Regions from separate parts of the Homo sapiens genome. Here region 1 is linked to region 2. A link is an interaction called in ENCODE POLR2A ChIA-PET data of the cell type or tissue named here. Cell type or tissue: Panc1. All regions are shown on one strand. Links, peaks and the distances in the headings refer to the core of each region. The heading gives the core; the rest is flanking DNA.

Region 1 (16,518 bases), core at 3,722-11,721, 370 kb after region 2:
GTGGAGGGAAGTGGGGACGTGCATGTGCAGTGTGTACATATGCACAGGAGTGTGGAATTGGTACTACGGGCGGTGGGGGGAGTCTGTCTCCATGGTTACCCTGAGCCCGAACAAAACATCACACACAGATTACCGTAACCTCAAGCATCGCCATCCGTCCTCCTGGCGATACCCAGAGAGAGCAGACTGCAGGGCCTTCCAACCTGCCCGCCCGCTTCTGAGAGCCTGCCTTTTTCATTATGCCATGATTAAACCTGGCACGTTATACCAGCTAAATGTTTTCTAATTATTTACAGATTCACCTTCATGGCATCCCTTGAGATAATGATCCCGCTGCACATTTCTGTAACATTCTGCCCACCTTCAAAAACTCAAATTGAGTTATCGAGATTATCTCATTGATCCTCCCACTTAAGGCTCTATCAGATCCACAGAGAGCAATTCAGGTTGTTTTCATTTACATATAGGGATACTGAGGCACAGATGTGCAAAGGTTGCTGTCTAGGATTTGACTGCAAATTGGTGTGGGGGCTGCAGAGATCATCCTGGGATCTTTTTCTAACCTTAGAAAAGAGAGAATAAGTGGGTTTCATCTAAATGCCAATCCTAGTTATTGATAATGGCTCCTGGTCACCTGTGTTAGGAAGGATTCTGAGGGAGCATCTGAGATTTGTAGAAAAAACAATGTGATCAGTTAAGGATGTCGACCATGGGGAAGGAAGGGGGCAGTGCTGGCACCCATGCTGTGTATTTTCCATTCCACCCTATGACGTGGGAAATGCCCCTATGAAGGTTTCATGTTAGTTCCCAACCAGGAGCAATTTTGCCTCCCAAGAGATATTTGGCAATGGCTGGAGAGATTCATGGGTGCCACTGGCATCTAGTTGGTAGGAGCCATGGAGACTTCTAAAAACTCTACGATGCACAGGATTGGCCCCCCACCCCCACAGCAAAGAATGATCTGGTACCAAATGTTAACAGGGCCAAAGTTGAGAATCCCTCAGCAGAACACATCCACACATACTCATTCACACACACACTCACAGGCATGCACACATATGTGCACACACGCGCACACATGCACATACCCACACTTGCACACACACACACAAGCAGACATGTACGTGCGTGCACACACATGCACACTCACACGCACATGCACACACGTATGCACACATGCACGCGCACTACACATGCCTGTGCACACACATGCACATCCCCACACATGCACACACACTCACACATACACATTCACATACACACACAGATAGATACACATGCACACATACGCACACAGGCACATGCACACGCACACATATAAACACACACACACAACAGTTTGGGCTTCTTTCCTTGGTCAACAGCAGATCAGAAGTCAACATGAGTATTTATACCTTCATATGTCCAAAAACAAAATTCCTGATTTTCTCCCTCAACCTGTCCCCGCGCCCCTCCCTCGTTTTTCTCCATCTCAGTAAATGGCATCACCCACCAGCTTCTGGAGCCAAAACCCTAAGGGAGACCCCTGACTCCTCTCCTTCCCCTGCTGGCCTCATCATAGTCCTGTCCTTTCTTCCTGCAAAACAATGGCTGAGCCCGTCACCCTTCTCCACACCCATCACCATGGCCCTAGCTGCCATCGTCTCCTTCATGGACCGCTGCAGTCGCCTCCTAACTGGACTCCAGCCATTCACGCCTCCCTTCAGGTCCCTCTCCCACCCGAGGGCCTTTTCACTTGCGATTGCCTCCGTCTGAGGCTCTTTCTCCAGATCTCCACAGGGAGGCTCCTTTTTGACATTCCATTCTCAAGAGAAATGTCACCTCCCCAGAGGCCTCCCTCTTCTCAATCACTCTCCATCCCATCACTTCTCTTTTCTTTCACTGTAATTCTCATGCTCTAAAACCATCTTATTTGCTTATCTGTTGCCTCACCACATACTCCCCCAGAATTAATTACGAATTCGGAAGAGTAGAGACCCCATCTTGTTCACCACTGTATTCTCAACATCAATAATAATAATAATAGAAAAAAATGGTGCCTGGCATACAGTATGCACTCAAAAAAAGTCTAATAAATGAACGAATGAATGAAATGTCAAGGACGGATGCCCTTCCAGCAACCTAAGAAGAGACCCGCAGGACATGAAGATGCTCTCAGAGCCCCCAGGCCTGAGAGCCTTCCCTCCACTGGGCTCTGGCCCCTCTGGGCTTGCAGGCAGGTGGGGGAACTTGCAGGTGGCTCTGGAGCCCCACATGCCCGCCCCAGGCAGGGTAGTGCTGACTGGCCGCCAGGGCATCTCCTAGAATCAGTTCAGGTTCAGCCAGACACTCCTTTTCCATCCAGTATCCCCATCCCAGACCATCTCTCTGCGTTCCGAGGGCCTTATTCAGACCCCACAGCAGCAAATGTGTGCTGTGCACTGAGCCTGTGCCAAGTGCTAGGGTGAGGACTGCACCTCCGTGTCCTCTCAATCTCACATCAACCCCTAAGATGTTTGGTTTTTATGTCCATTTCATTGATGGGTAAAATGAAGCACTGTTAGATTGAACCATTTTCTTAAGGTCACACGGAGGTAGCAATGGAAGAATTCCTCGCAGGACAAAGACCCAGTGTATCCTCTTTGATCCCTGATAGCTATCAGGATAAAGATACTGTATCAGAGTCTGGGTGTGCTGGCTCACACCTGTAATCCTAGCACTTTGGGAGGCTGAGGTAGGTGGATCCCTGGTGCTCAGGAGTTTGAGACCAGCCTGGGCAACAGAGTGAAACCCCTTCTCTACAAAAAATACAAACATTAGCTGGGTGTGTTGGTGCATGCCTGTAGTCCCCAGCTACTTGAAGGGCTGAGGAAGGAGGATTGCTTGAGCCCAGGAGATCAAGGTTGCAGTGAGCTGCGATCACACCACTGCACTCCAGCCTGGGTGACAAAGTGAGACCCTCTCTCAAAAAGAAAAAAAAAAGATACTATATCCGGATGGAGTGCCTGATATAATTCTAATGTACATCCAGAGCTTAGTAGTAGTCGTGGAATGAATGAGGGAATGAATGAGTAAATGAATGAATAAGTGGACCACAACTCTACTCACAACTTTTTGATAGTAAGTCAGTGAAGAGGTCTACCACACTCTTCCCTCTTATTTATCCAAACCTAACAGATCTCCCCAGGCCTGGCATTTACTCAAAAATAGAGCAGGTGGGTTACCTGAATCGTCTCACTTTTCACAAGGTTGCTGTTAGATTCTTCCTCTCATAGCACCAGCGTCACTGCTGGTTGGCATTTACGTCACTAGACTCTTTGCAACTCAAGATGCAAAGCACATTCACTTACCCTCTCAGCCTCGTGCCCTCGCTGGGCATCGCAGATGTTGAATGGCTGGAAGTTTCTGAGAGAATCGCTCCAGGATCGCTCATCCCCCTGGCTTCCATCCACTCAACATCTTGAGCTGCAAAGTAAAACTGGGCAAAGACGTGGAGAAACGTGGGAATAGTGCATGGAGGGAATTGTGGTTTTACATTCGCCATTTCTGTTATGAAAGGAACTACAAGCATCCTTCAAATAACATGCAGGTCTTGCTTTTCTTTCCATGATCACATCACCAGGAGGTGAGAGGGAGATCCTATCTCCAGCTAGTAAAGTCATAAAATGGGCTGGGCGCAGTGGTTCGTGCCTGTAATCCTAGCACTTTGGGAGGCCAATGCAGGTGGATCACTTGAGGTCAGGAGTTCAAGACCACCCTAGCCAACATGGTGAAACCCTGTCTCTACTAAAAGTACAAAAATTAGTCGGGCGTGGTGGTGCACGCCTATAATCCCAGCTACTCAGGAGGCTGAGAAAGAAGAATTGCTTGAACCCGGGGGGCGGAGGTTGCAGTGAACTGAGATCACTCCACTGCACTCCAGCCTGGGCAACAGAGCGAAACTCCATCTCAAAAAAAAAAAAAAAAAGTCATAAAATGTAAGTAAATCCCAACAACAGAGAAATCCATTTAGTAATGTTCATGCTAACCAGCAGTACCATTGGAGATATGTCAGGAAGATTCCATTGCAACCAGGTGAAAGGCGAGAAGTATCAAAGAGAACCCACTCACTCTATTTATGAGCAAAGGGTAGGCCTAAAGAGATCTTTCCATACAGAAAAGAAAGGGGGAAATCATTGCAAATAAGACACTGGGGACAATTCTACCACCTGAAAAAGAGGAAGGATATACTCAAGGTAGACAATAAAAGCAGGTCCTTGAGACGTGCTTGTTAGAGGAAACACACAATCATTCACGAAAGCATGTGTTTGCGTCCCTAAGAAAATATAAACTCTATCACGAAGACTTGGCAGATCGGAAGATCAGACAACAGATTTAGCCAAGGAGAGCTGCCAGGAAGGCAGGCTAGGTGAAGTGGAAGCCAAATGGGGAAAGCACGGGCTGAAAAGGAGCTAAAAATGCAAACGCAGAGCGAAAATACACATTTGAAGCCACAAGGAGCAGACTCAATCCTACGGAAAATTGAATCAACAATGTAGAGTGTTAGTGGCACCGAGCTCCAGAAAGTTAATTCCCTGCCAAAGACGAGGTATTTTGATATGAGTCATGGACATAATTAGGTACAACACTAGGGGCAGAGAGAATGTTTCTTTCTTTTCTGTGTCTTTTCTGAGATGGAACTGGAACTAGGGCCTAGAGCCTTCTCTGGCTTTGGTGAAAGTGCCTCCTTTGCCATCCTTTAGAAGACGAAACAGAAGCCAGGCTGGAACCCAGAGGGTGGAAAGCAAGGACGAGATCTCTCAGGCCAGGCAAAGGCATCCTCAAAGCTGGTCTAGCAGAGCTTTGATCACGAGCATAGAAAACTATAAAGGATTTGAGGCTCGGAGTCCTCTCTCAAACATTCAGAGGTACCAACAGCTGGAGGACGAACTTTCTAAACTATTTTGGAATACAAAAGAAGGAGTCAAAAGGAACATTAAAATTATGACAGAGAAAACGAGAGACATAGAGGTCAGAGGACAGAAAGCAATTCCATAAATAAGTGGTGTCCCTGAAGATGGGTAGCCTGCATGGATAGCCTGGATGGATGGTATGAAATAGTAGGAACTGGAATAGGAGAAAAGTACACTTAAAATGTAAAAGTGTACCCAGAACACTGACAACATCAAATGCTGGCAAGCATGTGGAGCAACAGGAGCTCCCACTCAGTGCCGGAGGAATGAAAAATGGTACAGCCACTTTGAAAGACGGTTTGGGCCGGGTGTGGTGGCACACGCCTGTAATCCCAGCACTTTGGGAGGCCAAAACAGGAGGATTGCCTGAGCCCAGGAGTTCGAGACCAGCCTGGGCAACATGGTGAGACCCCATCTCTGTAAAAAATACATAAATTAGCAGGGCATGGTGGCACATGCCTGTAGTCCCAGCTACTCAGGAGGCTGAGATGGGAGGATCGCTTGAGCCCAGGAAGTCAAGGCTGCAGTGAGCCATGATTGTGCCATTGCACTCCAGCCTGGGCAAGAGAGTAAGATCCTGTCTGAAAAAAACAAACAAAAAAAAACTGTATTAAATAACAAAAATGATGATAATACAATCAAGTCTTCCTAAGCTGACCTCAACAGATACCAGGCCAATTAAAAACCCAACATTTTTGGGAGGTCGAGGCAGGTGGACTGCCTGAGCTCAGGAGTTCCAGACCAGCCTGGACAATATGGTACAACCCCATCTCTACTAAAGTCACACAAATTAGCCAGGCATGGTGGCACACGCCTGTAATCCCAGCACTTTGGGAGGCCAAAGCAGGAGGATGGGAAAGAGAGAAAGAGAGAAAGAAGGAAAGAAGGAAAGAAGGAAGGAAGACATTTTGGCAGCTTCTTACAAAACTAAATATACCCTTACCAAACTATCCAAAAATTGTGTTCCTTGGTAGTTAGTTGGCGTTAAAAACTTACACCCAAATAAAAAGCTGCACATACATGTTTATAGCAGCTTGATTCATAATTGCCAAAACTTGGAAGCAACCAAGATGCTCTTGAGTAGGTGAGTAGATAAACTACAGCACACCCAGACGATGGCATGTATTATCAGCACTACAAAGAAACAAGCTATCAAGCCATGAAAAGACATGCAGGCAACGAATGCTTTTTTTTTTTTTTTTTTGAGGCAGAGTCTCCCTCTGTCACTCAGGCTGAAGTGCAGTGGCACGATCTCGGTTTACTGCAACCTCCGCCTCTGAGGTTCAAGTGATTCTCCTGCCTCAGCCTCCCAAGTAGCCAGGATTAGAGGCGTGTGCCACCATGCCTGGCTAATTTTTTGTATTTTTAGTAGGGATGGGGTTTTGCCATGTTGGCCAGGCTGGTCTTGAACTCCTGACCTCAGGTGATCTGCCTGCCTCAGCCTCCCAAAGTGCCAGGATTACAGGCGTGAGCTACCGCGTCCGGCCATGAATGCACATTGCTAAATGAAAAAGCTAGTCTGAAAAGGCTACATCCTGTGTGATTCCAACTCTATGACAGTTTTTGGAAAAGGCAAAACCATAGAGACAGTAAAAGGATCAATGGTTGCCAGGAGTTTGGGGGAAAGAAAGGACAAAAAGGCAGAGCATCGGGGATTTTTTGGGGGTAGTGAAACGACTCTGTCTGATACTACAATGGTGGGTCCATGTCATTACACATTTGTCCAAGCCCACAGAAAGTGCAACGCTATGAGTGAACCCTAATGTAAACCGTGGACTTTGGGTGATAGTGACATGCCAGTGAAGGCCCATCAGTTGTTACCAATGTACCACTCTGGTGGGAGATGTTGATAATGGGAGAGGCTATGCATATGTGAAGAAAGGGGGGATATGGGATGTGTCGATACTCCATGCTCAATTTTGCTGTGAAACTAAAACTGCTTTAAAAAAGTGTATTGGCCAGAAGCGGTGGCTCACGCCTGTAATTCCAGCACTGTGGGAGGCCAAGGCAGGAAGATCACTTGAGGCCAGGAGTTCAAGACCAGCCTGGCAACATGGTGAAACCCTGTCTCTACAAAAAATACAAAAATTAGCTGGGCATGGTGGTGCGCTTCTGTAGTCTCAGCTACTTGGGGGGCTGTGGCAGGAGAATTACTTGAGCCTAGGAGCCAGAGAAGTTGCAGTGAGCCGAGACCACACCATTGCACCCCAGCCTGAGCAACAAGAACGAAACTCCATCTCAAATAATAATAATACAATCAAGTCTTCCTAAGCTGACCTCAACAAGTACCAGGCCAATTAAAAACCCAACAGTTTTGGGAAGTTGAGGCAGGTGGATTGCCTGAGCTCAGGAGTTTGAGACCAGCCTGGGCAACATGGTGAAACTCCACCTCTACTCAAAACACAAAAATTAGACAGGCATGGTGGCAGGTGCCTGTAATCCCAGTTACTCAGGAGTCTGAAGCAGGAGAATCATTTGAACCCGAGAGGCAGAGGTTGCAGTGAGCTGAGATCACACCATTGCACTCCAGCCTGGGTGACAGAGCAAGACTCTTTCTCCAGAAAAATAAAAATTAAATAAAAATTAAAGACCCAACATTTATATATTCCATCATGAAATTCTCTATTTTGAAGATGAATGGGAAAAATCATGTAGGATTTCAGGAAAAATATTAATAATGTTGTCCATAAAGGAACAAAAATTGGGGCTGACCTCAGACATCACTTCCTCATCACCAGATGCCAAAAAACATGGACAGCTGCCCTCAGGATATTGAGGGGAAAGGTTTAAACCTGTGGAGTCTGTGCCCAGCCACGAGGCCATACACATCCGCAGGCCGTTAGCTATTGCTAGGAAAACAAGCACTGGGGAGTGTGCCACATGCATTGAGGAGGAAGTCCACTCTTTTTTTTTTTTTTTTTTTTTTTTTTTTCTGAGACGGAGTCTAGTTCTGTCACCCAGGCTGGAGTGCAGTAGTGTGATCTCAGCTCACTGCAAGCTCCGCCTCCCGGGTTCAAGCGATTCTCCTGCCTCAGCCTCCCGAATAGCTCGGACGACAGGCGCCCGCCACCATGCCTGGCTAATTTTTTGTATTTTTAGTAGAGACGGGGGTTTCACCGTGTTAGCCAGGATGGTCTCGATCTCCTGACCTCATGATCCGCCTGCCTTGGCCTCCCAAAGTGCTGGGATTACAGGCTTGAGCCACCAAGCCCGGCCCGAAATCCAGTCTTCGTGGCCGTCTCTGCTTCCACTCCCGCATCACCGCTCCCTGGCTCCCAGGCTCACTGCACTCTGGCGCATCAGCCTTGTCCCTGTTCCTCAAAGTCGCCCTGCTCTATCCCTGCACAAAGCCTGCGCAAAGCCTTTGCACGTGCCATGTCCTCTGCCTGGACACGGTTTCCTCTGATCACCTGTGGCCGACTTCCTCTCAGTCTTCAAGTCTCACTCAGATGCCACCTGCTCAGAGAGGGAAAAGTTTGCTTCTTTGTGTATCATGCACACGCATGCACACACATGCACATGAGCACAAACACACAACTGGAAGTTCCATGAGGACAGGAACCTAGTCATCCTCTTCACTGAATCCAGCTTCCATCATGGGACCCAGCACGTGGACAGTGACCAGCCCATAGACCATCATATCTTGCGTTCAAAGCCAACCAGCACCCATATGAATAAAAACGGGGAAAGTTTACGAAAGGGACTTGCAATTAGCCATGAAACCAGTTAAGCATGGAATTAAGTTGCAACGATTATGACACGTATGAATAAAAAACAGAATTCAAGAGCAACTAATTTTCTCATCCTACCAGGAAATATGCAATATATGCTGTTTTGTTCTTCATAATTATAACAAAAATGGAAGTCCAAGTATTAAAAACAGAATTAATATCAGTATGCATGCTTTTTAAAACATTAGTAAAGAAAAAAAGAAGCAAAACCTAATCTATATAGTAAAAGATTAAAAAAAAACTAAAAATTGGGAACATTCAACAAAAAGAAAGAAGTGAAAGAAGTGAGGCCAAGTGTATTTGTTATAGAAATAAATAGTATTTGTTTAAGACTCTCGGATTGTACCAAAAAATAAGTAAATAAAGCTAACTCTATGTTCTTACCAGATATTCACCTAACAAAAAGACATGGAGAAGTTAAAATAAAAAGTCTAGTAAGAGATATATCAAGGGAATACAAACGAAAGAAAGCAGGGATAGCAATATTAAAATATGAAAAAAATAGGATGCAAAGTAAAAAGCATTCACTGGGGGAAAATAGCCATTTTATCTTGACAAAAGATAAAATCCACAATTCCGCAATGAAAATATAACTGTCAAGAATCTTCTTGTGATGAACAACATAGACTCAAACTTTTTTATGAAAACAAAAACTATCAGAAATTCAAGTAAAAATGGGAAGAATCCTATTGAAGAGAAAGAGATTAACCTACCTCATCCAGCTTTTGGCAGATAAAGGGAGTAAAGATAAATAAATGACAATTTAGAGGCTGGGTGCAGTGGTTCACGCTTGTAATCCTAGCACTTTGGGAGGCTGAGGCAGGAAGATTGCTTGAGGCCAATAGTTTGAGACCAGCCTGGGCAACATAGTAACACCTCATCTTTACAAAAAAAAAAAAAAAAAATTTTAATTAGCCAGGCATGGTGGCATGCACCTTTAGTCCCACTACTCAGGAGGCTGAGATGGAAGGATCACTTGAACCCAGGAAGTTGAAGCTGCAGTGAGCCATGATGTTGTCACTGCACTCCAGCCTGGACGACAGAGCAAGACTCTGCCTCAAAAATATATATATAACAATATAAAGCCCTTAAATAATACTATCTATAAAACTGCTTTAAACTGCACACAGGGAATGTACCTGCTTTTTCAAATAAAACATTTACGAAAAAAAAATATAAGGCAGAAATTGCATAGGCTACTTTCTCTATCATTCATTAAATTATAAATTAATGACAAAAAATTAAGCAAATAAGACAAGGCACTGGGATTTTTTTAATAGACAGAGTCTCACTATGTTGCCCAGTCTGGTCTCTAACTCCTGGTTTCAAGTGATCTTCCCACCTCAGCCTCCCAAAGTGCTGGGATTACAGGCATAAGCCACTGCACCTGGCCTATACTGGGAAATTTTTAACGTTCTACTAAATTATTCTTGGATCAATGAAGTAACAAAATCAAAATTTCTGAAGTTTTAGAAACAAAATTGTCATTGCATAATTTTTAGAAAATCATCTGAAAGAAAGCACCACATTTTAAAGCACTGCACTCATAGGATATGGCTAAAGTGGTGCTCAGAGGCAAACTCATAGCATTAAATGCATTCATAATTTTTTAACTATGAAAAAACAAAGTTTTCAATGTAAAAACTTGCAAACATTAACAAACCTCAGAAAAGTCAGACTAAAGAAAACTAGGATGTATCAGAAAATTAAAAAAACAGAATCAATAAATACAAGAGTAATGAGGCTTTTTTAAAAAAGATGGAGGAGGGGGCAATAAAACAGCTAAGCTGGCAAGACCTGGGCTGGAGAAAAAAAGGGAGAAGGGTAGAACAAATCAGGCCTGGGGCCTGAGGATGCGCAGTCTCAGTACAGATCCTGTGTAAAGGTTTCAAGCCTGTCGGCTCTCTCTGGAGGTCTGGAAAGCAATTTTTACAGGGCCCATATCACCACTGGTAGACTTGAGCAAGACAAAGCCATTAGAAAGAGAAGAAAAACCACAACATACACAGGAGCAGGAATGAGAAAAGGAAACTCATCAAAGAGAGGCTTTTTCTTTAAATCCTTTTAAATTCCTTTTAAAATTCCTTTTAATTCCTTTTAAAAGGAATACTATGCTAAATAGCTAAAATACTATGCTAAATTTTATGCAAATACATTTGCAACTCTTGATGAAGAAATTATTTTCTGAGAAAAGACAACTCACTAAAAATTGACTTAAGAAGTAGAAAACTGGACTGTGTGGTAGCTCATGCCTGTAAGCCCAACACTTTGGGAGGCCAAGGCAGGAGGATCACTTGAGCCCCGAAGTTCAAGACCAGCCTGAGCAACATAGCAAGACCCCACCTCTAAAAAAAAAAAAAAATTAAAAATTAGGTGGGCATGGTGACACATGCCTGTAGTCCCAGCTACTCGGAAGGCTGAGATGGGAGGATCACCTAAGCCTGAAAGGTCAAGACTTCAGTGAGCTGTGATTGCACCACTGCACTCCAGCCTGGGCAACACAGTGAGACCCTGTCTCAAAAAAAAAAAAAAAGAAGAAGAAGTGGAAGACTAAAGTGATCAATCAGCAAGGACTAACTTATTCTGCTTAGAATCCTCCCCTGTACTCCCCCAAGAACTCCATGGCTGCCCTCTTACAGTCGTTCAGGACTCAGTTCAGATGTCACCTTGTCAAAGAAGTCTCCCCAACACCGTATGCAAAACTCCACCTGCAAGAGCTACCTCATGACTCTGTTTCATGGAATTCAAGCACTACATCTCTATATGAAATTATTGATTTATCTACGGTTTAACTTACTCATTTTCTCTCTCTCCACTGGAAGGAAGCTCCTTGAGGGCAGGAACCTTATATATGAAGTTCACCTAGTAAACCTGGTGCCTAGAAGAAGACCTGGGACAGAATAGGTGTTTAATAGATGTGATGAATGAATGAATGAATGAATGAATACCAAAGGAGACAAGACAATTTCCAAAAACTCCTTCCAAATGACCTCTTATTACAAAGGAGAGCAAATCTTTTTTTTTTTTAAGAGTCAAGGTCTTACTCTGCCACCCAGCCTGGAGTGCAGTGGTGCAATCACAATTCACTGCAGCCAAGAAACTCCTGGGCTCAAGGGATCCTCCCATCTCAGCCTCCTCAGTAGCTAGGACTACAGGTGCACACCACCACGTCTGGCTAATGTTTTTTGTAGAGATGGGGTCTTGCTATGTTGGTCTTGAACTCCTCACCTCAAGCAATCCTCCTGTCTCAGCCTCCAGAAGGGCTGGGATTGGAGGCGTGAGCCACTGCACCCAGGTAGGAGGACAGATCCTTAAAGAAGGGCTGGAATTGGAGGCATGAGCCACTGCACCCAGCTAGGAGGACAGATCTTTAAAGATAGAAATAGGTATCTTGGAAAATACTTCAAGGGTTGGAACAACTCGGCCAGCAGGTAAGGGTTTGGTGCCTTTTGGAAAGATGACCTTGGGTCTCAAAATTCTACTCCATCACCGTTAGAGAAAAAATGTAAAGCAGGCTTCAAAAGTCACAAAGAGGTTATGGCTTATGCTGTCAAGAGCCTATTAGCCTTCACCAACTCAGAGGAGCCCAACTGCTTCCTGATCCCCTGAGTTCCAGGGGTCATTTCTGATCTGCAACTGGTGACATATAAGCCACCATCACCAATGTATCTGTTCTCATTGTCTGTCCCCTCCAGAATGCAAGCTCCATAAGACAAGGACTGTCCGCTTTGTCCCCCACTGAATCCACAAGTAAGGGCTTAATAAATTTAGGTTACATGCGCAAATGAAGAAACCACCTCCTGTCGTCTGTCTTCCTCCTTTGGAATGGAAGCTCCATGAAACTAAAACCCTCATTCGTCTTGTTTCCTGCTACAGTCCCCTGCACCTAGACAAAGCCTAGCACATAGTAGGTGTTCATGAAAATGAATGAAAGAAGGGATGAGAATTTGTAGACTCTCCTTCTGAGTCAACCCAAGTGTTCATTACCTACCAGTCCCAGGAAATTTGGCTTTTGGTTGGAGTGGGCATTTTTTGAATAACAGCTATTCTGACCAACAGGGCATAAGTCAGAAAACTGAAGGTCAAGGTCTAGCAGAACCTTAAGGGATAGACAAAGATCAGCAACTAGAAAGCAGGGCTCCAGGTTCTGGTGCCAGTTCTGCCGGTGACTAGGGGATGGTTTGGAAAAGGGTCTCTCCCTGCAGAGACTTGCATTTCCTTGTTCATAAAACAAAGTGTTGATTTTCAGACAGTGATTTGCAAAAGCGTGGGTTGCACATCACTGAGGCATTGAGGTAGATCGAGCAATTGGCAGCATGTCAGGTAGGGGGAAGTGTTACGAAAAAAAAAAAAAAACAAGCTGCGTAGTGGAATAAGGTGGGGAGGTGACTGCGACTTTAAATAGGGTGGCCAAGGAAGACCTCATTCACAAGGAACGTTTGAGGGAAGTGATGGTGTGGAAATCTGGAGAAAGAGTTTCAGGCTAAGGGAGCTGCACGTGCAAAGGCCCTGGGGCAGGAGCATGCCTGGAGGTGTGTGTGCAAGAGGACAGTGGGGCTGCAGCATAGACAACGAGGAAGAGCATCATGGGAGATGGGGCAGAGAGTAACGGGGCAGGTGATGGCAGGTCTTGTAGCTACCAGGAGGACATTGGCTTTACCAGGAATGACATGGGAGCCATTGGAGGGTCTGAGCAGAGGGACTCCAGCAGTATGCAGTAGGATTGCTCAGCACGGTGGGGGATAAACAGAAGCAGGATGACCAGTGAGTGGGATGCTGGAGTCATCCAGGCCAGAGACGGTGCAGGCTCAGACCAGGGGGGCGGAGGAGACGGGGAGAAATGGTGAGACTCTGGATGTGTTTGGGAAAAGAGTCAGCAGGATTTGCCAATAGATTAAATGAGCTGTGTGAGGATGAGTGTGTGTTTGTGTCTGTGGGGAGAGAGAGAAAGGAGTCAAAGATGACTCCAAGGTCTTTTGCCTGAGAAATTGGAAAGATGGAGCTGTCTTTTGTTGAGATGGGGCTAAGAGAGGGGCAGGAGTGGGGTGTGGAGGAGTCATCTGTGCCACCAATGTTCAACCTGTTATCAGTGTTCCCTGGTTTCTACTTTCTTTTTTTTATTATTATTAAAAAATATTTTTTTAGAGATTGGGTCTCGCTATGTTGCCCAGGCTGGTCTCAAACTCCTGGCCTCAACAAATCCTCCCACCTCAGCCTCCCAAAGTGCTTGGATTACAGATGTGTGCCACCCTGCTGGCCCCAGGTCTCTGCTCTCTAAGCACATAGTAGGACTGAAATTCTCCAGTCCTTGAAAAGGTAGACATGGCCATGTGATTTGCTTTGACCAATGAGATGCAAGCAGGATGGTCCGTGCCACTTCTAGGCAAGGACTCATACCCTTTCCTGCCTTGACAGCCATGGAAAATCAGAGATGGAGCATCCTTTATCCAGGTCCCCAGTGAGGTCACCATGAAGTAGAGCCCCCCACTGACCTGCTATGGACATGTCACGGGAGTAAGAAGTCAACTAGGGTTGTCTGCAACCTCCCACATCTGCAGATTGCTGCAGATAGCTGCAACAGCATAGCCCAGGCTGCCCTGGCTGAGGAGGGCAGAAAACAGATGATTAGGTAGGGACATGTTAATCTGAGATGCCTGTGAGATCCCCATGTGGAGAGATCCACCAAGCGGAGACAGTGACTCGTGTCCAAGTCTTCTGCCTCTCCGCCCCGCCCAACTGTGTTCTGGAGAGGGTTTTCCTCCTCTATGCCCCTTCCAGGACCACCCAGAAAGTCTCCCTCAAGGTGGGGCCCGGGCCAAGTGGAGCTGCCTGGGACAAGGCTGGCAGAGGGGGGCAGAGAGTGTGGCCAGTGGTGTCCAAGGGGCTGGAGGAGTGGGGCTTTCAGCCTCCCATGCCCTCTTCCAGAAAAGGATCCCCTGTAGAGAAACCAGGGTGGAGAGAGGCCCAGAGAGAAGGGGGTGGCATGCAGACATAGACAAAGGGGAGCAGAAGCCCCACAAATGTGTCCAGAGGGGACAGAGGCAATCAAGTTGACTTAGGGAGAAGCTGCTTCCCACATGCCACGTTTGCTTAGAGTGTGAATGACTAATAAAAATAGCACTGTTTTCCTAAGATGTTTGTATTCTTCTAGTCACACTTTACAGAAGACTTCTTTTTGTTGTTATTATTAGCGTATTATTATTATTATTTGGGCAACATGAAGAGGGGTCAGTGATGAAACGAAGCCCCCATCCTCCAAACACTGCACCCACCCACTGCTGCCAACTGGGAGGACAGAGGGGGACTGGAGGGCAGAGTCAGATGAGGGAGGGTCTGGTCTTCTTCATCCGTCTGGATGGGGCGCAGCCACTCCCCCGGGGCTGAGGCCTCAAGGAGTCACTTCCCCTGTAGGGGCCTCCTGGAAAAGAGCAAGGCGAGGCGGGAAGGGCCACGTGTGCTGCTACCGCCTCCCCTGGGCTATTTCGGGCTCCCCTCGCTCGCCTCTCTCCTCTCCAGCTTCTCGGGCACCCTCCTCCCTGTGTGTGAGTGCACGTGCACATGTGTGTGTCTGTGCATGCATGCGTGTGTGCACACACGTGTGTCTCTTTCTCTGCCCACATATTTCTCCCTTTCTCCATCTCTGTCTGTTTCTGTCTCATTGCTGCTCTCTGCATCTCTGTCCGGGTGTGCACCCAATGCGGTGCACGTGCCTCGATCTCCCTTTGCGTCTTCTCATCTCTCTCTGGGTCTCTGTGTCTCTGTCTCTCTCCTCGCTCGCTCCCTCTGTATGTGTCTGCCTTTCTCTCTGTTGGTCACTCCTTCTGTGGTCCCCTCGGTCCCCCTCGCAGCCTCCCTCTGCATCCTTCTCAGATTCTGTGTGTGCCACCCGCCCTGCGTCTGTCACTCCCCACTCCTCACAATGTCTGTGTCTCCTGCCCTCCTCCTCCCCTCCTCCCCCGTGGCTATCTCTGATGCACACTCTGGGAGGCCAGGACATGGGACAAGGCTGCCACGGCCACTGTCCTCGCCAAGCTCCAGCCCAAATACCCACCCCAGCTCTGCTTCCAGAAGCACCGACCCTCCTCTACCTCCATCACCTCCCATCCCCAGTCCCCACCATCGGGGAAGAAGGACGGCCCCTGAGAAGGGACCCTGCCCCCTCCAGGCAAGCTTGGGGCCAAGTCCTCTTCCATATCTCACCCACATCACCCACACTTTGGGAGGCTGAGGCAGATGGATCACCTGAGGTCAGGAATTGGAGACCAGCCTGGCCAACATGGTGAAACTCCGTCTCTACTAAAAATACAAAAATTAGCCCAGTGTAGTGGCAGCCACCTGTAATCCCAGCTACTCAGGAGGCTGAGGCAGGAGAATCGCTTAAACCCAGGAGACGGAGGTTACAGTAAGCCAAGATTGCACCACTGCACTCCAGCCTCGGCAACACATTGAGACTCCATCTCAAAAAATAATAATAATAAAATAAAATAATAAAATATTATTATTACAAATATTTTTACATAAAAAGAAAAACAACTGGGGGCTGGGAACTCAATCCTGTCAAGAGCAAAACTCTGGCCTAGAAGTTGCAAATTGACGGGACAAGGGTCTACCCACCCCTCGAAAGTGTTTTATTTTGGCCTGCAGATCAGATGTCTTTAAAAAAAAATGGATTTGCTGCCAAATGTGAACAATCAACAGATGTCATATAAAAACTGGGAGTTTTGAACAAAAATGGACCACTAGGCACTCCACGAGCCACCCCCTCCTGCAGTGAGAAAGCTTCTGGAACTACACAGCGGTTGCCCAGCCCCCGCAGGCCCCCTACTCCTTCCTCACGTCACTCTCGTAGGTTTCCA
Region 2 (16,518 bases), core at 4,497-12,496:
ACCAGCCTAGCCAATGTGGGGAAACTCCATCTCTACTAAAAATACAAAAAATTACTCAGGCATGGTGGTGTGTGCTTGTAAGCCCAGCTACTCGGGAGGCTGAGGCAGGAGAATCGCTTGAACCCAGGAGGCAGAGGTTGCAGTGAGCTGAGATCGCGCCACTGCACTCCAGCCTGGGCGACAGAGCAAGACTCCATCTCAAAAATAAAAATAAAAATAAAAAGTCAGGTGCCTATTTTTCCAGACTTTTTCTATGCATATATGCATACCTACATGTATAGAAATTAACAATGATTTTAAAAATTGAGTTCGTGTTATATGTACATTTTTCAACACGCTTCTTTTTACTTAAATGTATATCTTGATATCTGCCCAAAGAAGTACAAAAGTAGAGCTACCTCATTCTTTGTAAGAGCTGCCTGGGGCTCGGTGAACACCCGCTCTATTAGATATTTAATCCGTCTCTCATTGATAACCATGTGGACCATTCTCTATTATAAAGGATGCCTCAACGATCTTTGTGTACTTAGGACTAAAGGATACATTCCTGGAAGGGCTAGGTCAGAGGGTATGCATATGATTCATTTCTAGTCAGTCATGTCTGTCATCTCTGCCTCCAAAATAGATCTCGAGGCCTCCTCCCTGTCCCCACCTCTGCTGCCACCTTCCTCTTTCACCTGCAACTGCAGCAAAGCTGGTAGCCCTGTTTCCATCCTTGTCCCACCTCCTAAAATCCACTTGGTATCCAAGAGCCATAGAGATCTTTTAAAAGCAGAAATCAGGCCAGGCGCAGTGGCTCGCGCCTGTAATCCCAGCACTTTGGGTGGCTGAGGCGGGTGGATCACCTGAAGTCGGGAGTTCAAGACCAGCCTGGCCAACATGGTAAAACCCCGTCTCTACTAAAAATACAAAAATCAGCCGGGTGTGGTGGCGGGCGCCTGTGATCCCAGCTACTTGGGAAGCTGAGGCAGGAGAATCGCTTGAACCCGGAAGGCGGAGGTTGCAGTGAGCCGAGATCGTGTCACTGCATTCCAGCCTGGGCAACAAGAGCAAAAATCCGTCTCAAAAAAATAAATTAATAAAAAATAAAAGCAGAAATCAGATAACATTGTATCTCTGCCTAGCACCCTTCAGCAGCTTCTCATAGGGCATAGAACAAAATCCACACTCTTCCCTGAGGCCCACAAAGCCCTGTCCCCCGTGACTGCTGCCTCCCTCTAGGGAACACATGCCTTCCAGCCGTTCCTGCCTCCTGGCCTTTGTCTCTGCTGTTCCTACCCCCAAGACAGCCTTGTGCCCCAGACACTACCAGGTAGCTCTTCATCACTCAGCCTTCCCTGACCACCATTCATCAGGGCTTGCTCAGCCAGTCGCCCTGTCACATCATCCAGACAAGGGCTTTCTTCACAGTCCTGGCCACCTCTGAAATGCCCCTGTTTATATTTCTTTATGCATTGCCTGCCTGTCTCCTCCCGCCCCACACTGTATGCTCCTATAAGGCCAGAGGTTTGCCATCTTGCTCTGCACTGCTACCTCTGCCCTTAGCACAGCACCTAAGCACATGAGCATGCATGAAGCCTTAATGAATGGTGGTTGCCTTATTGTCTTCCCCATTGGTTGGGCCATGACAGATGCAAGAGAGTCTGTGTTATGCGTGGATAATCTAGAAGGAGCAAGGAGGAGTGGCGGAGTGCAGAAGTCACAGCTATGCCACTTAATCGCTGTGAGAAGTTGGACCAGCATAAAGGCTGGTCACAGTTCCTCAAATTTGGGGGTATCTCCACAATTCAGTCACTCAGAATGTGGGGCTGCAACATAGTGACGGTCATGAAGAGGCCAGAGGAAGTCTCCTCAACTGACCATGGGTTCAAGGGTCCTAATGCCTCATCCAAATCCTTCCTGAAACTGGCCATGTTTGGTGGCTGCACTCTGCCTTAGACATCAGTTGGGACAATTTGGGGCCCTGGAACTGAGATTTCCTGGACAGTGACAGCAGTCTCCCAGCTAGGAACGTAATCCACAGTGACTGGGCAAGAGTAGGGGCTGCAGAGAGAGGGATGTGCCCATTGTTTTCTCACCCAGCCTTTCCCCCACCCCAGCAGAACAGAACCTAAGTTGACCTTATTTGAGAATTGGGAGTTGGGCCAAGCATAAGAGCCAATAGGCTATCTTGTTTTAACTAAATTCATGTTATCCCAGGGTTTTACTCTACCTATCTGTCTTACAGGGTTTTTCTGAGCATCAAAGGAGAGAAAGGGTTGAAAATGTTTTCTAGAGTACAGAGCATTATTCTACCGTAAAGGATTACTAGTTTTACAGCTGCCGAAATTGTTGTTAAACAGCAGGTCGCCTAGGAACTCATGTTGCCCTGGGAGGAGCAGTGAATCTGTTGCCCCTCCAACTGCCCACCACTGTCAGACTTTGAAGACATAAGCCATGACCTCAGTCTGGTTTGCATGAAGGTTGCGTGAACCAGCTCAATACACTCAATTAGGAGACCTGGTGTTATTTTTTAAAACACCAGTGGTGAACCCGCACTTGCTTTAATCGTTTCTCAGCCTTGACGTTTTGGCTGGATCATTCTTTGTTGTGGGGCTGTCCTGGACATTCTGTTATGTTTAGCAGCATCCCTGGTGTCCATGTAATAGATCCCAATAGGACACCTCTCCCCCAGTTGTGATCAAAAAAATCTCAAGTCATTGCTGGATGTCCCCTGGAGTTGGGTGGGGGGACAAAATTAGTCCCAGTTCAGACCTCTGCTTTAAAGCAATTCTGCAAGGTAGGGATTTGTTCATCTATTTTTATGGATGTCAAGATGCAAGTCAGAGGAGGTAAGTAACTTGCTAAGGGTCCCATCACCAATGTCACCTCCAAGGTACATGAGGGCACTCTGCATCTGCCCACAGCCACCACCCAGTCATCAATGGAATCTATTCAGTCATTCAGCAGATACTGGTCGAGCACCTACTATGTGCCAGCCAGTGTTCTAGTTGCCCAGTAAATATCTGGGTATCTGGGTGTGGTGGCTCATACCTGTAGTCCCAGCTACACAGGAGGCTGAGGTGGGAGGCTCACTCGAGCCTAGGAGGTCGAGGCTGCAGTGAGCTGTGATCACACCACTGCACTGGGCAACAGAGATAATTAATTAATTTTATTAAATGTGTATCACCAATACTTGGTATCAAGGGATGAAAGGGGGAGAACTCTAAAAAGAGACAGCTGTATTCGTTTCCTATTTGCTGCTGTAACAACTTGCTGCAAACTTGGTGGCTTAGTTCTGGAGGTCAGAAATCCAAAATCAGTTTCACTGGTCTAAAATCAAGGCATTTAGCAAACCTGCACGTTGTGCACATGTATCCTAAAACTTAAAGTATAATAATAAAAAATAAAATCAAGGCATTGGCGGGACTGCATTCCTTCTGGAGGCTCGAGAGGAAAGCTCATTTCCTTGTCTTTTTCAGACTGTAGAGGCCACCTACATTCCTTGGCTTGTGGCCATGTCCTCCTGTTTCAAATCCAGCACTATAGCTCACTCCTCCCTGACCTCTGCTTCCATTCTTACGTATTCTCTATTTGATGTTGATCTTCCTGCTTCTCTCTCATAAGGACGCCTATGATTACACTGGACTCACCTGGATAATCCAGGCTCCTGTCCTCATCTGGAGATTCTTCACCTAATCATATCTTCAAGGTCCCTTTGCCCTGTAAGGCAGCATCTCCTCAGCTCCCAGGGGCTAGGATATGGACATCTTTGGGGGCTATTTATCCAGCCTACCACAGCCCACCCTCTGTCCCCCAAAGATTCACCTCCATACCACATGCAGAATACATCCATCCCATCCCAAGTTTTCCAAAACTCTCAATCCATTACCGTAACAACTCAAGTCCAGAATATCATCTAAGTCTCGTCAGCTCAAAACTCCAAAATCTCATCATCTAAATTGGTTATGGGTAAGACCCTGGGTATGACCTGTCTTGGGGCAAAATTTTTCTCATCTGTAGATGAGTGAAACTAGAAAACAAGTTATCTGTTCCCAAATACAATGGTGGATAGGTGTAGGATAACAGTTAACAACATTCCTGTATTAGTCTGTTCTCACACTGCTAATAAAGACATACCTGAGACTGGGTAATTTATGAAGGAAAGAGGTTTAATGGACTCACAGTTCCACGTAGTTGGGGAGGCCTCACAGTCATGGCAGAAGGCAAAGAAGGAGCAAAGTCACAGCTTACATGGTGGCAGGCAAGAGAGCTTGTGCAGGGGAACTCCCCTTTATAAAATCATCAGATCTTGTGAGACTATTCACTACCACAAGAACAGTATGGGGAAACTGCCCCTATGATTCAGTTATCTCCACCTGGCCCTGCCCTTGACACATGGGGATTATTACAGTTCAAGCTGAGATTTGGGTGGGGACACAGTCAAATCATATCAAAATTCCCATTTAAAAGAAGGGTAAATAAAAGGGAAAAAAGAGGAATCACCAAACCCAAGCAATTTTAAAGCCCAGCTGGGCAAACTGTTAGTTTTCAAGGCCTGGGAATAATTATCTGTGGTTCGGGGCTCTGTTCTCTTGGCCCACAGCTCCATCCTTGGAGTCATTCTTCCTTTTTCAGGAAGAGCAGCCTGTGTTTGTAGATGAGCCATTTCATCAGCCAATTTCCTGCCTGTAGAATTTTGGGGAGTCTGACAACCTTTCGTTTTGTTCTTTCTTTCTCCCATTCAGTCCAAGCTGGCAGTATTTCTCCTGGTATGACATTCTCAAAAGTCATGTGGGACTCCCATGTATGTCTCTAGGATTTGCTCCATTAGACAAGGGACTCCTCTGCAAATCTTTCCTGGAAAATCCCCTCTCTGTCCTGGCTTCTGCTGAAATGTCTAAGGGGATCCATGAGCCACATGTCTAATCTCCTGAAAGAGCCCTCCATACAAATGAATACTTTGCATTTTGCATCTTTCTGAGGTACAAGAAAAAAGGTTGTCCAGCCACACCTTTAGTTTTCTCTCCATAGCATACTTTTCTGACAGTGAATCTCCTAATTTTAGAATCTTCTGCAATCTGGATAGGCTGAAAATCATCCAAATTGCCAAGTCCTGGTTCCCTTTTCCTTAACAATTCTTCCCTCAGTCTGTCTCTTTCCTCTCACATTTTACTTTAAGCAGCAGGAGAAAAACAGACCAAATCTTCAGCACTTTGCTTGGAAATCTCCTGAGTTAAATATCCAAGTTCATGTCTTACATATTCTGCTTTCCACAGCACTGTAGGACACAATTCAGCTAAGATTCTACTGCTACATAACAGGATTCCCTGGGCTCCAGTTTTCAATTACATGTTCATTTCCTGAGTCCTCACCAGTGGTGCCTGTAACATCTATATTTCTATCATCGGTCTGTATAGGATGATTTCTCTAAGATGGTAAAAGTGTTCTATACACTCAAGGTGTTCCTCACTTCCTCCTGAGCCCTCAGGAGTTCACAGGTTCTAGGGATTAGGATGTGGACATCTTTGGGGAGCCCTTATTCAGCCTACTGCAATAACTATTAGGTTTATTGGTCAATTATCAAAGCTTTATTGATTGCTTCCCATTTTCTTAGAACTACATTGGATACTATATAGGCTACAAGGGGTAGTATAGCTAGGCTGACCAAACATACTGGTTTGCCCAAACAGTCCCATCTATATATATGTGTGCATGTGTGTGTGTGTGTGTGTGTATCTCCAGGCTAGAGTACAGTGGCAATCATAGCTCACTGCAGCCTCAACTTCCCAGGCTCAGGTGATCCTCCCACCTCAACCTCCCGAGTAGCTGGGACTACAGGCATGCATCACCATACTCAGCTAATTTTTGTTTATTTTTTGTAGAGACAGGGTCTCACTGTGTTGCCCAGGCTGGTCTTGAACTCCTGTTCTCAACCAGTCCTTTTGCCTCGGCCTCCCAAAGTGATGGGATTACAAACATGAGCCACTGTCCCAGCTCCGTTTATACTTTTTGTCCCAGTGTAAATATAGTAGTGCTCGCTTTCTCTCTGAAATGTCTTGGTTTGGGTGATTCATGTCCTGGTCACTCTAAATATAGATCTTAATGCTTAGCCATAAGGAATCTACAATTTCATGTAGACAAAAGAAACATGAAAAAAATCTTGAAGCAGTTGTAGTTAAGTGCTAAATAGTATGACATTTAGATGCCGCTCAACACCCTGCAATATGCAGGTCAGCCCCTAACAACTACCTGACAGACATTTTACCATCTGGAAGTTTAGGGTCATTTGGAGGCCTTTGGGAGTTCATATTTCAAAGTGTGGTCCCTGGACCAGCAGTGTCAGGATCACCTTATTAGAAATGTAAATCCTCAGGCCCCATCCCAGACCCACTGAATCAGTGGGTGGGACTCCACAATCTGTTTGAACAAGCCCCAGATTTTAACAAACCATATTGTCTGTTTCTCTCTCCCTCTCCTTCACATGTGCACTCCCCCCCACCCCACCTTCCCCCGGCATCTCCGGGATACAAACACCACAGTTAATATTAACAACATTGCTCTGTCCAGGGAGTTACTCATTTTCCCCTGCCCTTTGTTTTCTCGTCTTCAAAGCAGTGACATCACAAGGGTTGAGATAATATTGTTAAATGTTAGTTTGGGGAGAATAATTCTTTGGTTCAAATGATCTATTTTCAAATAAGTTTTTCTCAAGGTACCATATTTATCTCTCATCTCTCTTCTGGGCTTTTTGCAGGAGCTGAGAAGAAGCCTGGAACTTAGTGTAAATCTACAAAGGAAACAAAAGGATTGTTCCAGCGATGAGTATGACTCTATTGAGGAAGACATACTCTCTGAGCCTGAGCCAGAGGACCCGGCACTGGTGGGCCATCCCAGACATGACCGCCCTCCTTCCAGTGGCGACTGGACTCAGAAAGATGTTCACGGGGAACAGGAGACAGAAGGACGCTCTTCTCCAGGCCCAGACACCCTCGTGGTGCTGGAATTTAACCCAGCTTCCAAAAGTGAGCTCTGTCTTGTATATCATTTCTTTGCCATTGGTGTCTCTGCATCTAATAGCAGGACTTAAACTTCCAGTGGTCCTTTGAGTTCCTCTTTGGGTAGAGTGTCTCACAGGCCAGGGAGGTATATCAGTCAGGTCTCTGTTGATTGCAAGACGCAGAGCTTCCCAAAGGCTTCCTCAGGGCCCTGAAATTCCAGATGGTAAATTCCTGGCAGATAGTTGGAGGTGTCTGTTCTGTACACTGTAAGATGTTTTGCAGCATCTACATACCAGTTGGCTAATACAGACTAGCTTAAGCTAAGGGACTATTTATTGACTTGAGTAACTGAAAGGTTCTGAGATGTAGCAAGACTCATTTTCTCCCCTCTCCCTCTTCGTCTTCTTTTCCCTCTCCGTCTCCATCTCTCTCCCATCTCCCCTCTTCCCTCTCCTTTTCCCTTCTGGCCTCTTCCCTCTGTCTTCTCCCATCTCCCTCTCCCTCTTGCTCTCCTCCTTCTCTGCTTTCCTGTGTCTTGCTTCCATTCTTAGTAGACTATCCAACATACAAAGGCAGAATTGCCTTTAAATAAGACACTGACTTTGCAACCCCTCAGAAAGTGAATTTTTCTTTCCCAAAAGGCCCAGCAAAAGTCCCAGACCTGGTTCTCCAACCCACACGGGGTCACATGCTGTCTTGGATTGGATCACCGTGGCTCTGATGGGCCAGGTCCAGCCAATAGGACTAAGGGGTGTGGTTATCACCACCCAGCCACACGATAGTGCGGTAAAGCTCTCATCTCCAAAAGAAACTCAAGGTGAACCTGAAGGAGGGAGGATGCTGGCACGCAGAGACAGCAGTGTCCAATGGAGGAAGTTTGTCAAGAAAGATCTTGGAAAGTAGAACGAGCAAAACGATTGGTGAGGGGCAGGGAGGAGAGAGAAGGACTTGATGGGGAGAGGCCTACTTGCAACAGTCTTCATCCTCTGTTCCTAAGCTTTGACTCGGGCTGGCCTGGCCTCTGCCTGCACCTCTGTATCCTATTCATGTGCACCGTCAAAGCTGGGTGTGCCAAGAGAAGACAAACTTTTCTGAACCATGATGAACCTAAGGAAAGAGAAATGAGGGAATGTTTGGAATCAGACAGTGTGTCAGTTTGCGAGGGTTGTCATGACAAAGTACCACAGACTGGGTGGCTTAAACAGCAGGAATTTACTCTCTCATAGTTCTGGAGACTGGAAGCCTGAGATCAAGAGTCAGTTTCTTCTGAGGCCTTTTCCTTCTTTGTGGCTTGTAGACAGCCATCTTCTCCCTGTGTCTTCCTGTGGTCTTCCCTCTGTGTGTGTCTGTGTCCTAATCTCCTCTTCTTAGGAGAAGTTATATTGGATTAGGGCCCACCTATATGACCTTGTTTTTAGTTAATTACCTCTTTAAAGACCTTGTGCCCAAATACAGTCAGGGGTACTGGCGGCTAGGATTTCAATGTATGAGTTTGGAGGGGGCCAGGCACAGTGGCTCATGTCTGTAATCCCAACAGTTTCGGCAGCCAAGGCGGGAGGATCACTTGAGTTCCAGATCAGCCTGGGAAACATGGCAAGACCCCATCTCTACAAAAAAATGTTTTAAAAAATTAGCCAGACGTAGTAGTGCATACCTTTAGTCCTAGCTACTTGGGAGGCTGAGGCAGGAGGATCACTTAAGTCTGAAAAGTTGAAGCTGCAGTGAGCCGTGATCGTGCCACTGCACTGCAGCCTGGGTGACAGAATGAGACCCTCTCAAAAAAAAAAAAAAAAAAAAAGTTTGAAGAGGACACAGTTCAGCTCTGGAAAATCCACACCCAATAACTGACATCTCCAGAGAAGACATTTGTCCATCAGACATGCTCTCACCATGTTTGTTCTCACCCCAGACACTTGCTTGAGCTGTTCCCTCTGCCCAGATGACCACAGTCCCTTTCCTCTCCACTCAGAACCCTGAAACCTGGCTCTCTGCTTTTCCCTCCAGACCGCACTCAGAAGTTGCTTATTCCACAAAGCCTTCTTCACACTCCCACCACATCCACTTGGGCCAGCCCTCCCCCGTGCTCCCATAGCATCATCATGGCGCTGGGTTCACTGGCCCCAGTTGTCTTTCTCTCCACCCACCACACCTCCCCACCCACCAGCCTGTGGGCACAGGCTGGCTCTTACCCTCCACTTCTCCAGCATGCAGCACACGCCCAGCACATTGCAGCCCCTCAGGGAACCTTTGTCAAATAAACAAAGGTGTTAGGCGCACCTGCGGGAGCAGCAAGTGGTCAGGGCAGTGTTAATAATGGTCCCACGTGGGACCCACTGGGCCTGCAGACAGCATGGCTGCAGGGGAGACGGGGAGGGAGGGGACAGGGCTCTAAAGAGGTGACTGAGTCTCCACCCTGGAAAAGCAGGGGACCTGACAGTCATTCCTGGGTGTGAAGAACCAGGCCACAGAACAGCTGATGCCAGCACAGTTCGAGTGATACTGGGGCATAAAGTGAGAAGAGAGAATTTGAATTTCTTGACATTTTTCATGTTTTGTTTTGTTGGTTTTTTCTGAGATAAGGTCTTGCCCTGTCACCCGGGCTGAAGTGCAGTGGCACTATCATAACTCACTGCAGTCTCAAATTCCTGGGAGGGATCCTCCTGCCACAGCCTCCAGAGTAGCTGGGACTACAAGCACGTGCCAACACATCTGGCTTTTTTTGCAGAGGGAGGGTGGGGCGGGGAACGAAGTCTTGCTCTGCCCCCCAGGCTGGAGTCAGTGGCACAATCTCAGCTCACTGCAACCTCCATCTTCTGGGTTCAAGCAATTCTCATGCCTCAGCCTTCCAAGTAGCTGGGATTACAGGTGCTTGCCACCGTACACAGCTAATTTTTGTATTTTTGGTAAAGACAGAGTTTCACCATGTTGGCCAGGCTGGTCTCAAACTCCTGACTTCAGGTGATCCACCCGTCTTGGCCTCCTAAAGTGCTGGGATTAGAGGCGTGAGCCACTGTACCCAGCCTATTTTGTTCATTTTTTGCTAGAGACAGGGTCTCACTATGTTACCTAGGCTGGTCTTTATCTCCTGGGCTCAAGCAGTTCCCCCACCACAGCCTCCCAAAGCACCGGGATTACAGGTGTGAGCCACCGCCTGGCTGCCTAGCCAGGAAACATTAAAATTTGAAAACCTGTGCATGTCCTAGAATCTTTTATGTACTTACCAAAATGTGGTGCTGGGCACACCATGACTCTCAGCAAACTTGTTTCGTCGCCTGCATTATTCACATCTCTAATCCCAAACTGCACAAAGTAGTTCCGTAGACATTTGTTGAATGAGTAAGTGAATGAATGATGAACAAATGCCTGAACAGAATGCCCAACTTGCTTGCGCTCAGCGTCTTACATGAAACAATTGTTTTCCTACAGGTCATAAAAGGGAAAGGAATTTGTCTGCAAAGCGGAAGGACAATGCTGAGGTTTTCGTTCCCACCAAACCTGAGCCAAACCTGACTCCCCAAGCTCCTGCTGTATTCCCAGACCAGGAGAGGATGTGCTCCAGTAAGAGTTCCGGGGGCCCCTGAGCAGGGGAGCAGGGCTGCGACTGGGTCACTCTCTGGGGTGCCATGATGGGAGGCCGCACTTCATTACCCTCCTTGCAGAGGGCTAGCTGCCCTTTAGCAAATGTATTAGTCAGGGGTCTGCAGAGGAACAGAATGAAAAGGATATGGAGGGAGAGTGAGAGAGAGAGCTTAGGATAAGGAATTGGCTCATGCAGTTGTGGAGGAGCGAGTGCGCTGTGCAGGAAGAGCCTATGTCAGAGGTGAAGTCCAAGGCAGTTGACTGGAGAAGTCACCCTCACTTGGGGGAGGGCTGGTCTTTTTGTTTGATTCAAGCCGTCACCTGATTGGCCGAGGCCCACTCACATGGTGGAGGGCAATCTGCCTTACTCTCCTGATGAATATGTTAATGTCATCCAAAAATGCTCCTTCAGAAACACTCAGAATAATATTTGACCAGATATCTGGGTTTCCTGTGGCCCAGTCAAGCCAACGCATTAAAGTAACCATGAGAGTGATTTTCTGATTCCACCACCAAGGTGTGGTTATCATTGAAAATTTCTTTTATTTTTGTTTTACTCTTAAATGAACTTGCTTACTTCAGATGAGTAATAATATGTGCAAATGGTACACAATTCTGAAAGTACAAAAGAGTCGATGGTGAACAGACCAGCTTTGTCTATGTTCTAATGACATGAGAGGTTACATTTATTCACTACTTAGGATGACCCAGCCACTATCGTAAGCTTTTACTTCTACCATCTCACATAATCCTTATAACTAGACTTTAAGGTAGGTTCTGCAATTGTCCCCATTTCACAGACGAGGAACTGAGGCACACAACGTGCAAGTGGCAGCTGAGGCTTTGTAGCAGGGGCTACCATGTTGGTTTACATTTCAACAAGATTCTTCTGGCTGCCACGTGGAGCCTGGCCTATAGGGAGCTGGGGAGGATGCGAGGTGACCAAGGAAGAGACCAGGTGGTTCAAGATGTAGAGGGTGGGGGCTCAGTCTCGATGTTACCAGGGGATGGATCCAGACAGTAATTGGGCTTGCTAAGGAGCCAGTTGTAGGTATGAGATTAGTTGTGACTTTCTATCCTAAATAACCTAGGGTAAGAACCTGGGCGCTGGGGAGCCTACAGTGATGGGGGGCCATGGCTTATCATGTGGCTGGGTGGCATGGTTTGAATATTTGCCCCCTCCAAGACTCATGTTGAAATTTAATCCCCAATGTGGCAATACTGAGAGGTGGGCCCTTTAAGATGTGAAGAGGTCATGAAGGCTTGTCCAGTGGATTAATGCATTCATGGGTTAATGGATTAAAGGGTTATCATGGGAGTGGGACTGGTGGTTTTATAGGAAGAAGAAGAGAGACCTGAGCTAGCACACTCATCCCCTCACCATGCACTGCCTCGAGACTCTGCAGAGTCCCCACCAGCAAGAAGGCCCTCGTCAGATGCGGCACCCTTGACCTTGGACTTCTCAGCTTCTATAACTATAAGAAATAAATTCCTTTCCTTTTGATATTACCTAGTTTCAGTTATTCTGTTATAAGCAACAGAAAACAAGATTAAGGCACTGGGATAGGATTTGAGTCTGTGTCACTAGCAAAGGAGACTGAGGCAACCCAGGTCCCGGAGTTGGGATCTGTGCATGCACAAGCCATGCAGTACCAAGACCCCTGTCCTAAGTCTCTGATCTGCATCCTGCTTCAGCCTGTAGTGACCAGGAAGAACTGTGGCTAACTGGAGCCTGCATCCCAGTGGGGCCTTCAAAGTACCACAATCAGAGTGGCTTAAACAATGGAAATGTATCATCTCACAGTTCTCGAGGCTGGAAGTCTAAATTCAAGGTGTTGGAGGAGCCAGACTCCAGTGGGGCAGAGCTATCCCCAAACTGGTTCCTGGGGACTTTTTGGTGGGACCCAGAGCCTGGAAAGAGGCCTGCCTGGGGCCCGAGGAAGGTAGGAGTGGGAGGCAACCCCTGTCGGCATGTCAAGGTTCCTGCAGCCAATAGCGTCACAGAGTTGTCACATTGTTAACTAGATAATGGAGAAATGATCTGTAGGGGAAAAGAGCCAAATAGAACATGAAAGATGTCAGAAAAGTCTGGCGAATTTTGATTCTGTCAACTTTGGTGAGATGGGAGCTGGGAAAGGGAGAGAGAGGAGAAGGAGGTATGGGGCGAGATAAAGGCCTGAGTCTGCTTTCGGAGCTCCCTCAGCAGGTGGGGAGTAGGGGTGGCAGTCCCAGGTGCCATTGTTCCTTCTGCATCTCCTAGATTGGCCTCACCGACTGCTGTTCAGGTTGACAAGCCTCCAGTCTATCCTGCTGGTACTGTCTTCACTATCTGAACCAATCTAAATGGCTTTTCAGAAGTTCCTCCAAAACAAGTTGGTAAAAAAGTATGCCACTGCACGAACCCCCCTAGAGCCCCTAGTAGGGCAGGAGTGGCACGGTGGTGGTCGTGTACCTTTCCCAGCATCCTACTGAGCTAACTGGGACTTCCCTCCTTTGTATATGTGCCAAGATTGCTATTTTTTCCATATTCAAGTAACAAAATTAAGGGTCAGTACTTACAAAGCACTGAACTAGCTCCCAAGCTGTGTGTAGGACTACATATGTAATCTTGCATTTAATCATCCACACAGCCCCGTGCAATAGGTACTGCTATTATCAATATTATTGTACAGAGGAGATGGAGGCACAGAGAGGTTAAGGAATCTGTCCAAGATCACACAGCCTGTAAGTGATGAAGCCAGTATTTGAGAACCTGGGCTGCAGAATCTCTGCTCTTAATTACTCCACTATAAGCCCCTCTTGTGCCAACTAAACTATTATTTGCTTAATTACCCACATTAATTACCACTTAATTAATACCCACGTCAGCCTAGTCCTAAGCAGTAACATGCCTGAAAATCAGAGGTTTGAGTCACTTGTTATACTTTTTTCTCATGCTCATCAATATATATATATTAGTATTTTAAAAGTTGAACCATGTATCAACTAAAATCATCTGGCATAGTGCATTAGCTTGCTAGGGCAGCCATAACGAAGTACCACAATCAGAGTGGCTTAAGCAATGGAAACGTATCATCTCACAGTTCTCAAGGCTCCAAGTCTAAATTCAAGGTGTTGGCAAGGGCCATTTTCTGAAGGCACTGGGGGGTAGTCCATTCCAGGCCTCTCTCCTAACTTCTGACAGTTCCTTGGCTTGTGGCAACATAACTCCAATCTGTACATGGTATTCTCCATGTATGTCTCTGTCTCTGTGTCCAAATGTGCCATTTTTATAAAGACAGATGAATGCCCAACCTAATGACTTCATCTTAACTTGATCATCTGCAAACACCCTATTTCCAAATAAGGTCACAGTCACAGGTACTAGGGGTTAGGGCCTCAATGACCTTTTTAGGGGACACAATTCAACCCATAATATATGCTTTCATGTCTAGCACTTTGAGAAATAGAGCTTAATTAATTTATGATCTGCCTTTTTCCAAAAAGTTCTGACATGGACTAACAAAGTTTTATATACAGTGAGTAGTGCAAGACTTTGAAAAGTATTTGAGGAGGCCAGGCGCAGTGGGTCATGCCTGTAATCCCAGCACTTTGGGAGGCCAAGGTGGGTGGATCGCTTGACCCCAGGAGTTCAAGACCAGCCTGGGCAGCATGGCAAAACCCCATCTCTACTAAAACACACACAAAAAATTACCTGGACATGGTGGCACGCACCTGTAATCCCAGCTACTCGGGAAGCTGAGGCAGGAGAATTGCTTGAACCCGAGGGGCAGAGGTTGCAGTGAGCTGAGATTGGACCACTGTACTCCAGCCTGGGCAACAGATCGAGACTCTGTCCAAAAATAAATAAATAAAAAATTTAAGAAAATGAAACTAGAGAGAAAACAAGAGTAGAAAAATAAGATGAAACCAGGGGGTGAACAAATGAATGCCTAAAGTAGTCACAGCTGTAACACTGAGCTTCCTGGCCACCATGGCAAAGAAGCATGCGTTCATACAAAAAATGCATGTCACTGGGTCCATTTAATAAAGATCAGATTACCAGCTATTCCTGGTATTTAGTTCTTAGGGTAGTTTGTTCCATCAGTACTCCTAAAGAGGACACTATTTGAGGTAGTGGAATTCTTATTTTGAACAGGTTTGGAGCTCAGCCTTTGCTTATTCAATATACTTGGCTCTAACATAAGTCAAATTTGAAGAAAGAGTTCTGTGGCTAAGAGGAAAGCTGAAAAGCCTGGCATTGTCACTGCTCTCACACTGAAATGGGATTATGGTAGAGCCACATCTCACCTAGATATTAGGCTGTAAAGGAAGTAAAAAGTGCAGGAGACCAGAGTTACCGTTAGAAATCCCTCAAATTGATGATTAAGTGCAGCATGTATTGGTTTATACAGATGACCTCATACAGATACATGAACTCTCAGTAAGCCCAAGACAGTCTGTCTCTCCTCCAGTGTGGGAAAAATCACAGCTTCTTGGCTGAGCCCCAGAAGAAGCAGCTGGCCTTGTTTAGGGTCAGGGTTGTAGGGGAAATGTGTGTTTTTAGACACTGGCATCATGCTCAGAACACTGGGATGTTCACACCACCAGAGACACAAGGAACCTGAAACTTCCTAAAAGTGCAGCAGAATCACAAACCAACTCACTCTCCTCAAGGCAACATCTGGAGGGTGGGCTGCTTGTATGCTTTACTCTGTATCTGGGGTCGGGGAGGGATGTCTTTTTTGGTACATACAGAATTTGACTTTTTATATCTTCTAAGGGAATTGAACCTTTTATCATTATGTGTTGTTTCTCACTCTAGTAATGCTTTTTGCCTTAAAGTCTACTTTGTCTGATATAAAGCTACTCCGGCTTTCTTTTGGTTAGTATTTGTATGGTGTACTGTTTTTTATCCTTTCAGTTTCAAACTTTCTGTATCTTTATATTAAGGTTTGTCTCTTATAAGCAGCACGTAATTGGTTTTTAGTTTTATCCTCTAACAATCTATGCGTTTTAATGGGAGCATTCAGTCCATTTATGTTTAATGTAATTGCTGATATATGTGAGTTTACATCTACTATCTTATTGTTTGCTTTTTATTTGTTTTTCCTGTTTTATGTTTCTCTTTCTCTCCTTTCTTGCCTTCCTTTGAACTGATTGCTTTGTATTATTTCTCTTTTTTCCTGTCTATTAGCTTGTTAGTTATACATTCTTTTTTTATTATTATTCTAGTCATTACCAGAGATTACAACATGCATTCTTGACTTACTAGGGTTTACTTTAAATTAGCAAGTTTACCACTTCTCATTTATTGGAAGTATCTTACAAACTCTAACTCTATTTTTTCCTTTCCCAACTTAAATACTGTTGTATGCATTTTAATTCTCTCTAGCTTTTAAACACCACTAGACATTATTTCTAGTGATTATTACTACTGATTATTATTAGTAGTAGACATTATTACTACTGATTATTATTTTATATAATCAGCAGTAATTTGGATTCGCCCACATTGTTAACCTTTCTGTGCCCTTCACTCCTGGCTACTTCCAGGTCACCCTCACTCCCAGACTGTAGCCTCTGAACCTGTTGCCAGCTCTGCTCAGCTTCCCAGCCTTGTGGCAGCTCTCATCAGAATCAGTAGCACCTTAAGAGGAAAGGCCTCCAAGACGTTGGGTCTACATCTCTGAGTTTCTTTCTCCAGTCTACTATATCCCTGTAATTCTTCACAGCCCTGTTCATTCTCCATGCCTTCAAACGATCTCTTTTTTTTTTCAAATAGATTTTTTAAATATTTAAAAATATTTTCTAGGTTTCCTAGTTGTGTTCCAGCAAGAGGTTGGTCTGAATTAGATAGTCTGCTATTCCAGAAGTGTAACCTTTTGCTTGTACCCCATAAAGAGTTATTTCTCCCCTTGCCCCTTTTTCTTAGACTAAGCCCATAAAATTGAATTTGTGTCAATTAAATGTGTGTGTG

The links. Peaks named below come from ENCODE experiments on the same cell type or tissue, not always from the same donor. Only the 100,000 strongest peaks of a DNase experiment are listed, where the experiment ranks them.
Region 1: POLR2A ChIA-PET joins it to region 2 with 10 read pairs; 2 of 35 experiments call an interaction of 5 or more read pairs at or near these places.

The regions. Positions count from the first base shown.
Region 1 is chr16:28,038,507-28,055,024 of GRCh38, forward strand. The region is part of intron 1 of GSG1L (GSG1 like); the gene reads right to left. Among named protein-coding and RNA genes, the nearest start is that of GSG1L, 17 kb to the right of the region's middle. In Panc1, for the core only: no CTCF peak of the experiment used is centred there; no DNase peak of the experiment used is centred there.
Region 2 is chr16:27,670,993-27,687,510 of GRCh38, forward strand. It overlaps KATNIP (katanin interacting protein), which reads left to right. Exons shown (of 28, transcript NM_015202.5): 7 at 6,737-7,004; 8 at 10,407-10,538. It overlaps LOC107984874 (a long non-coding RNA gene), which reads right to left and starts at 8,223. Exons shown (of 3, transcript XR_001752113.3): 1 at 7,948-8,223. In Panc1, for the core only: no CTCF peak of the experiment used is centred there; no DNase peak of the experiment used is centred there.